Linked DNA regions of Homo sapiens: region 1 is linked to region 2. Evidence: chromatin loops called from intact Hi-C (ENCODE). Cell type or tissue: heart left ventricle. All regions are shown on one strand.

Region 1 (5,000 bases), 80 kb before region 2:
AAAATTGCCCAGGTAACTGAACTGCATTTGCTTCTCTCTTCCCTACTGCTTAGTGTGTAACAAATAGCAACATCTTTAAATGGCAGGAAACAACAAGACAAGAAATATGTCAGCATCTGTATTGCTCAGGAGATGGAACATTATGCAGGTTTGTGCAGAATGATTGGCTCTCAAGGGAGTAATTAGTATTTGGCGCACTTCTTACTGGCGCTACCTCAGCTTCCCTGCCAGAGGATTCTGAGAAAAGGTTTGTTGTTTCAGTTTCAAAATTGCATTTTAGATTGACTCTTTGAATAGAGTGCATGTAGGGACAAATGGCACAAATGTTTAGCAAGCGGTGTTTGTATTCACATTCTGTCTCTGAGCCTCAGGTCCATGACAAGCTTATTTTTTAGAAGTCTAATAAAAAATTGATATTAAGAAATTTAAAGAAGAGTTTTCAGCAGCCAGAAAACATAGCTTTTATTTTCAGATATGAAGATGACAGAGCTTCAAAGGAGGTTGTGGGGGTTTTCTTTGTCAAGCCATTTGCAGATGGCCAAGTTTATTTTTAAATTGAGAAATAAGACCCTATCCAATTTTGAAGACCAAATTTGTGCCAAACAAAATCAACCTGAAGTATTGGTCCACTTTGAAGAAGAGCTATGGCCAATGAAAACGTAATGATGTCTCTGATTTGCAATGAAGTGCATATACAAATTGATGAATTTCTCTCTATCTCTCTCTCTCTCTCTCTCTCTCTCTCTCTCTCTCTCTCTATATATATATATATATATATAGTTTTTGTTTGTGAGATGGAATCTCACAAACATAGTTTTTGTTTGTGAGATGGAATCTCGCTCTGTCATCCAGGCTGGAGTGCAGTGGCGCGATCTTGGCTCACTGCAAGCCCCGCTTCCCGGGTTCACGCCATTCTCCTGCCTCAGCCTCCCGAGTAGCTGGGACTACGGGCGCCCACCACCACGCCCAGCTAATTTTTTGTATTTTTAGTAGAGACGGGGTTTCACCTTGTTAGCCAGGATGATCTCGATCTCCTGACGTGATCTGCCTCCCTCGGCCTCCCAAAGTGCTGGGATTAGAGGCGTGAGCCACCGCGCCCGGCCTACTCTATTTTTTAACACTCTCACAGTGCCCTCGAGGCCTTTCCTTCACTTCCTTGCAACATCAGCCAGCTCCCCAGAGGACATGGGGAGCCAAGGAAGCCTATTAGAACCAACTGGTTAGGCATTCCTGTCCACAGCCTATCATGACTTTGGAAGAGCCAAGAGAAAGAAACAGAATTATTTTGGGGATACTATTGTGTTTAGCTTATTTCAAGACTGAACTAATTGCAATAATAGCTTTGAATAGCCTTTCAATGAATCTGAAACTACTAATGGATAAATGACTATTTGTAACTATACCACATACACCCTTTCTCTCCCTCCACCCACACATATATGTACCCAGCTATAATGTGTACATGCCAGCACACACACACACACACATCACATGCATGACATATGCACACCAAATACAATATATCACACATATTCACACTAACACGCCAATAAAAGACCCCCCCAAACACACACATGCTTTATGAAAACACACATACACATACACAAAGCACACAATACATAGCCCACACACATGCACATTCCACAGGCATACACACACTACTACATACCAATACATACACTGCATGCCATACAAATATATACATATACACATCATGCATACACCATATACACCATGCACGTGCATATACAACATAAACACATAACGCAAACACATACCACAGACTATACACACCACATGAATTTATCACAAACTCATATACACATCACCCCAAATGCAAATATACACACATATATCACAAATACACAGACATATGCATATGCAACACATATAGACATAGCCCCACACTACATGCAAATATACCACATACACACATGTACACATAACACATACAAATTCACTACATACACATATGAACCACATACAAACACACCCCCATGCCCAAATGCACAACACAGAACACACAAACTCCAAATACAAATGCATAGACATACATATCACAAACATGCACACACTGTGTGCAAATACACACCACACATACACAGCCACCATGTATCTATCTGTCCCCTATACAAATACACAAATGCCACACACATATACACACACTCCAAAACACACATATGCACAAACACAATACACATATACACACCCCCAAACCACTTACAAATACACACATACACATGTCACATCACACATAACACATATATACAAATCACAAGCAAATTCATCTTCATTTTCTAACAGAGATTCTGAAAGAACCTAGGAGAGGAAACCTACTGAAGAGAATTGAGACTTTGGGGTACAGTGTGTAAGCTGGATTCAGCTTGAATTTCAGCAATCCAAGTTCAGGAACCATGTTAATCGACTGCCTACAGATCATCTCTGGTTTTTTTACTCATGTATGTTGTGGTTCAGAAATTGGATTTTTGCCATTTCTGGACTCACACTTTTTGCTTCATCAGTTCATATGTTGACATAATGCAACAGAAGAGAAAGTTTGGAAAAGGGGTTTACTCTTTGGAAGACATTTTTATTTTTTCTATAAAAACTAGACCTTAAATTTTTTTAAATACTCTTAACCTCAAAACATTGTTCAATTTTCAATAAATTAATTCATTCTTTACAAATCCATATTATTCCTCTAACTTTCACAGGCATGCCTCAAGACCTCGATACATGAAAGCAATTACTGCAGATGCCTGGCTGTTGGCACTGTTCAGCTTTAATGTAGCAGTACAGAAAGTTATGCCTTCCACCTGTGATGACTGATCCTAGAACCTGCAGACAATGAGTCTAAGCTGAATACAAACAATAATTATCCAAGTAAAGAGCCCTTGTTCAATTCAATGGCGGTTCAATTCAACAGCGGCTCTTAATGAAACACTAATCTCTTCCCATTGATCACAGAAGAGTTATTTTAATTTCTGTATCTTTGACATTCTGCTTTTGGGTGCAGGAAAATCCTTGCCCGAAATATATGCTATAGGGAGGTAGTGTGGAGTGAGGTTCAGGGAGAGGGTTCTGGAGTCAGCTTGCCAGGGAGAAGCCAAGTCCAACTCTCGCGTTGAGTTGCTTACTAACTGGACATCCTCAGGCAAGTCACTTAAACCCACAACAGCCACTGTTGTTCACTAGTCGGCTTGAAGTATAGCTAGTACCTAGATCATAGGATTGTAGTGAGAATTAAGTTAGACAAAATGCTGAGAACAGTGGCTAGCAAAAAGTAAGCCCTCAATAAGTTGCAGGTGCAATTAATAGGAAAGAAGATTATAAGATTTGGTGCTTTTCTTGTCAGCATGAAAATTGAGGTGTTCACATTTATTAGGCATCTTCTCAAGGCTAAGCTTTGACTTCAACAATCCTGTGATATTAGATATGATTACCTCTATTTTTCAAATAAGGAAATCGATGATTAAAGAAGTTACAGTAACCTTCCCAATATCACACAGTGAGTGGCAAACTTGAAATTTGAAACAAAGGTGGAGTAATCCCAAAGTCTTCTTTCTTTCTACCCCACAACTTCATTATGCATGTTTCAAAGACCTTTCCTAGCTACCCTATAAAACTGTAATCCTACCTCCTAAAGGTCAAGCTAATAGTATCTGTCCATTTCTAGCCAAATGGATTCAGTCTAGTGTGGAAACATACTATATCAGAATAATATGGGAAAGGGATCCAAAGCCATCTTGATTATAGAATGTAACTTTCACCATGGAGGAGGGAGGAACTTACAGATAGTTTAGGTTTTATAGTTACCCCATAGAAATACATCTTCCCAAGATTATTCTGAAATGTGGAAGTGATTCAACGAAAAATGAAGACTTTTTTTGGTGGCATGTACAGGGAGAAAGACAAAGAAAAATGCACACTAAGAGAGAAATGAAAGAAGGAAGAGCAGAGAGAGAGAAAGAGAGAAAGAATTCATTTCATCCCAAAAGAATTGCAGAGGAATCACAAGACCCTATACATCAATATGGTGTATCCAAGGACGTTGAGAAGGAAAGTGATGGGTTCAGGACGCCAGGGTGTGGAAAAGGCCAGCTAGCCTGATAACACAGTACCAAAAGTCCTTTCTTCTTCCTATATTCTGTATCCAGCCCAGCGTTTAAAAGCCTCAAAAAATCAGCCCTCTTAGAAGAAAAACTGAGAAGCCACTCTAGATGTCCTAGAAGAAAGATAAATAAAAGTGCTGTCAGAGGTCATGATGGGACCTCATCTCCTTCTCCTCTGTCTAGTATAAAGGGTCCCACTTCTTCCATGGCTGCAGAATTGCAAGTCTGGTAAAAGCCTCCAGGATGGAGTGAAAGGAAAGGTGAGAAGAAGATGGTTAGAAAGTCTAGAAGGTGAGTGAGCTGGGATAACTGGGCCATATTTCCTAGGATTCACTACCTTAATCAGTGAAATTCTGGGATTAGAGTGCCTTCCCTCACTCTGCAGATTATCTGAACTTTAATGTTTTCACATCTTAGAAGATGACTTGGTTTCCGTTACAAAGTATCCAGTGTTTTTTATATATCCATCTCCCACATTCTCAAGTACATAAGGTGAGATTGTGGTGATAGTTCCATGTTTATGCATTTGGAAGAGAACCACAGCTTTTTCAGGAGCCAAGAAACAATACCATAGAAGAAGCGCTATTTACAAATAATTAAAATGCACACATGCATGTACACATACACACACACACACACACACACACACACACACACAGAGAGAGAGAGAGAGAGAGAGAGAGAGAGAACAGATGCAGAGAACAGACTCAGCCCTCTTAGAAGCATGTCAATGGAGGCATGTCAACACTCAATGAACAGGACGGCCAAAAGCCAGGAAGGTGAACTCACCTTTGGAACTGATAAGAGTCATTGTTTAGCTTTCCATTGTTCTTTGTTTTGATCTAAGGCTGCCTCTCCTATCACTTTCCCCTTGTCACAGTCTCTCAT
Region 2 (5,000 bases):
ATCCTATGTGATTTTAAATGTGATGTTGTTTTGATCGCTAGGGTGAGAAGAAATATTTAACACATGGAATCCAATCACTGGGGAAATGTTTAGAACTCTTTTTTTCAAAGGTTTAAAAAAAGTTAGAACAAAATTTTCTAATTCTCCTTTAAATACTTTTTGAAAATAACAACAATAAATAAATAAAATCATTTTTTAAAGTTTTAGAATATAATGTTTAAAGGTTATGAAAACTTCAAATAAAGTTCACACTTAAGTATTATGAAAAAAACTTTCATATTTTAACAATTAGGGTTATCTACTCTGCAATTCTTATAACGTTAGGAACGTCAGCTCTCAAGAGTGCAGGGCTGTGTCTGCCTGGTTTCTGGCTCTGTCTCCAGCAACTAGGAGTGTAGGGTAGTGCTAGCTCATATTATGTGTTTAAGTATTTGTTGAATGGATCAATAATCACATACATGTACTAATATAAGAGACCTCATGAATTCAGTAATTAATGGCTCCCATTTGCTCAGAAAAGGTAACTATATGAGAGGATGGGTATGTTAATTTGCCTGTGGTAGTCATTTCACTATCTATATGTAAATTAAGATAAGTATATATCAAAACTTCATGTGCTCCTTAAATACACAATTTAAAGAAATCTAACTGAACAAATATATGCTGAGGGCTTCTGCATGCCAGGCTCAGTTTTAGGCACTAGGGATACTGTAAACAAAACAGAAAAAAGGAAATTATTTATCCCGTTGGAGCTTGCCTTCTAGTTGGGTGAGACAAAGAATGAACACTCTAAGCAAGTAAAATATATAAGGGCTAGTTGGGGATAAGTTGTTAGTAGAAAATTAAACAGATAAGGCAGATACAGCATGTCAGGTATGGAGAACAGCCTGGAATGTTTAAGGTCTAGTGAGGGGAAGGCCAGTGTGACTGCAGCAGATTGAGTCAAAAGGAGAAGAGAAGGAGACAGGCTTGTAAACACAATGGCCATTATGAGGCTTTCACCCTGAGTCAAATGGAGAGCCATTGGAGGTTTTTGAGCAAACATCCAACTTATAGCAGACTCATTCTGGCTGCTGTGTTGAAAATAAAATGAGGCAGAGCTGGAGCCAAAGCAGGAAAATCTGGGAGGAGGCTATTTTAACCATCCACGCGAGAGATGATGCTGGTATTTATTGTACACCATGTGTCAGGCAGTGTGAGAACTGCTTTATATATTTGATATTTACATGCTCTATTATCTAATCCTCACAGCCCTGTGAGTTAAATCTTATTGTTGCCATTTTATAGATCAGGAAACTAAGGCTATCAATGGTAAGTTAACTTGCCTAAATGTACTAGGCTTGTAGGTGGCAGATGTAGGCTCAAATATAAATCTGTCTGTTACCTTACCCACTGCAGTGCCACTCTACATTTTCATACTCATTTTGCAAATATTTTATAATAATTTGTATCAATATATATCCAGAGATTGTGATAGCACCCACTTTATGGGTGATACAGCATTAATAATGAGACACCAATTCATCATTCCAGCTCTGTTCTCTGCTTCTCTATGTCGTAAACCTTCTGCACCATCCAAAGCAACTAGCTCATTATTTCCTAAACATTTATTGAACATTCCTGACTATTATAATTATAGGCTTTTAGAATTAAAAACAAAAAACTTAGACAACCTGACACTCAAAACAGGAGCTCTATCTATAGCTAGCTTGATAATAGGTCATTGGTCTCTGAATATTATCAAGTAACAGAGAAGGTGTTTATTGTTGGCTGTACCCATTCACATACTGACATGAGACACTTCCCGGAGAATCCCAGAGATTCTTGCAAAAGATCTTTCAAGGAGTTGGCCACATTAAACGTTTGGATACAAGGCAATAACATTCACATTAGAAAAGATACCCCATCAGCCAGGCATGTTGTAGTAATGAAAGCTGGGACTAAGAGTAAAAAAAAGCAAAATTCTGCTATCACCTCAATTCTGCTTCTGTTATCATTAGAATGCTAAGATTTCTTGGCTTGAATATCAAATTTAATATTTTTTAGATGGCAGTTCATTTTTACATTCCTCTATAACTCATGAAGAAAATAACTGTTGAAGGGACAGAAAAAAATGGAACCATGAGTTTTAAGATTGGAATCTCAGTCCTGTATTTACTACCACCTACACATGGGTTTCAGGAAGTGGCTGCCAACCAGATCCTATTACTGCTTTACACAATCTGCCTATTCTATGGCATGACACTAAATTAAATCTTGGAGAATGTACTAGGATGGAGAGGAAAAGAGCAAATAGCAATAGATCGAACACCTTGGAAATTCCAACTATTGGCCTGGCATTGTGGAGTCTTCTGGGTTCCCTGAATGGAGACTATTATTCCAGAGATTGGTAAAAACACAATACAAAAGGCTAGAGACAGGAGATAGGAGGCTACTATTGGTTCTTCCATTTTTCACAGTGCATCAGATAGTGACAACAGGATTATAATTACAAAAGCTCCCTCACTTCTTTAAAGTCCCATCTTGCTCTACCCCCTGGCTCAATGCCTGGGTGCCAAAAGCTCAGGAAGAACAAGATCAAGGCAAAATTAACAGGTGAAGTTTAACACAAAACCTTGGAACAATTATCTCCATTGAAGCCACATCAAGTGACTTTAGGAAAGCAAATCAACTACACATTTTCTTAGTACCTTTGCACAGAAGATTAAAATTAGTAGTATATCTGCTTATACCTGATGATCTTTAAATATCATTTTTGTGCTTTCCCTGTGTATTAGCATGAAAAGTTTAAGCACACTGACTTCAAAACCAGTGAACAGAGATAAGAGTCCTGACTAGAAGTCCAGGTTACTAAAATAAAGAGCTTTGTATGGTGGTTTCTCATATTGCTATTACACAATATCATGTAACAATTCTCTCCTTAAAATTTCATCCCAGGCTACTGCCTGAGATACAAGTGAAACACCAGGGTGGACCTGGGGCCGGCTCTGAGGCAACTTCTTTAGAACAGGATGTCCTCCTTCCTTTAGGTGACAGGTTACATACTGAGAGTTTTTTCATCCCTATTGAAAACATCTCATTTGCTGCCAAACTATATGTAAGGGAAAGAAGCAAGGTCTGCCCTCAAAGGCTCCTTGGAGACTGAAACCAGAGAATAGCCGGACATACACGCAGTATGAAAAGTCTAAATTAAACAATGGCTTTACAAGAGCACCTTCCCATGTGACTTTGAATCAGAGTAAAGGGAAGTTCACAAAAATCAAAGCAGTAAAAGGGATCTTTATTTGGAAAGTACTCATTAACTGGGCAAAGCCAACCTTTAGGAATTAGATCTGTGAGGAAAATCCTCCTGGCAATGAAATCAGGACTTTGAATTCTACTGGCTCATAAAATAAATAATAATATCCACTTACAGTTCTATATTACCTTTCAGTTTACAAAGTGGCTTCCCATAGATTATTTTATTTTATCTTCACAACACTCGTCTTACATAATGATGCCTGATTATTCCCTTTCATGGGTTAGGAAATTGAGGCTGGAGAAGCAGACCGGATTTCCTCAAGGTCACATAGTTATTAAGAAGCAAAGCCCAAATTGACATTTTGGTCTCCAGACCCCCATTTAGGAGCTGTTTCTTTGTTGCATCTCTAAAGTTAGTAAGCCATAATTTTATATTATCATATCTAGGTATACGTTCATTTGTAAAAGCCCCTGGTTACTTAAGATCTTGAAAAAGAGTTAGGCTAGGCTTAGAATAAGGCAGAATTTCAAGCTGTTTTATATGTTCCCTGTGACAATGGCAAGAATCCAAGGTACATTTTGAAGACAAATAAAATGAACAGTATTTTTTTTTTTGAGACAGAGTCTTGCTCTGTCACACATGCTAGAGTGCAGTAGTACAATTTCAGTTCACTGCAACCTCTGCCTCCCAGGTTCAAGTAATTCTCATGCCTCAGCCAACCAAGTATCTAGGACTACAAGCACATGCCACCACACCCAGCTAATTTTTGTATTTTTAGAAAAGACAGGGTTTCACCATGTTGGCCAGCCTGGTCTCGAACTCCCGACCTCAGGTGATCTGCCCACCTCGACCTGCCAAAATGCTGGGATTACAGGTGTGAGCCACCATGCCCAGCCCAAAATGAACAGTATTTTTGAATTTCATAATAGTAATATCAAAGGCTAAAACTACTGCACATATTAGAAGCTCTGTCAGTGGAAAAAAAATCAAATTTCCCTGATCAACTTATAAACTTGAAACAAGTTTTTTCTAGGGCTCTCTCTTCACTGAATTAAATACTATGATTTTGAATGTTGAAAATACTTGAATCTTGCTTTTAGTACACACAGTTGTAGAGTTGTGCTTTTCCTTTTTTTTTCATTGTTTATTTTTTAACTAATGTGAGCTATCTTAAAACAGAGAGCTATGGTGAAAGGGCAATGGTTAAGCAACCAGAGAGATCAGGCTTTGAACCCAGGCTCTACCTGGATGATCTGAGTAATTGATTTACTGAGAGCGTTATCTACTTAAAGGAAGCAAAACTATCATTGCTTGATTCCCACCAGAGTATGGAGGCAAGCCTGGAAAATAAGACATTTAAGAAGAAAGAAACAGTATTCTTAATTAAGGAGGGGTGCAAAATAGTGAAGACCACTGGAATTCAGCAGTTCTAATTCACTAAAGTCATTTCAATCTTTCAGGTAGCCTTTTGAAATAATCAAAATGCTATGGAAGAATGTTGTACTTTAAATGCTATGAAAGATGCTATGTTCCATAACATTTAAAGTACAACATAATGTTGTACTTTAATGCCAGTCATTGCCTGTGGCCCACAATTCATTTTCAGAAAGTCCATCCTGCTTGTACCAAGTGACACTTAGCACCCAATCTGATGGAAAAACACCCACCCAATGGAGAATCCATCCATAATTCAGCAAATCAGATTCTCTGACCTGGGTATATAGAATTTAGCATTAGCAACTGAGACAGTGAGATGAGA

Evidence for each region. Hi-C counts contacts between places; a loop is a spot of excess contacts. Peaks named below come from ENCODE experiments on the same cell type or tissue, not always from the same donor. Only the 100,000 strongest peaks of a DNase experiment are listed, where the experiment ranks them.
Region 1: a loop joins it to region 2, with 3 times the contacts of the local background. A loop is called at or near these places in 3 of 110 quality-filtered maps.

Annotation. Positions count from the first base shown.
Region 1 is chr12:89,129,476-89,134,475 of GRCh38, forward strand. No RefSeq gene overlaps it. Among named protein-coding and RNA genes, the nearest start is that of LINC02458, 110 kb to the left of the region's middle. In heart left ventricle, no CTCF peak of the experiment used is centred here; no DNase peak of the experiment used is centred here; H3K27ac peaks cover 95 bases.
Region 2 is chr12:89,209,493-89,214,492 of GRCh38, forward strand. No RefSeq gene overlaps it. Among named protein-coding and RNA genes, the nearest start is that of DUSP6, 140 kb to the right of the region's middle. In heart left ventricle, no CTCF peak of the experiment used is centred here; no DNase peak of the experiment used is centred here; H3K27ac peaks cover 2,174 bases.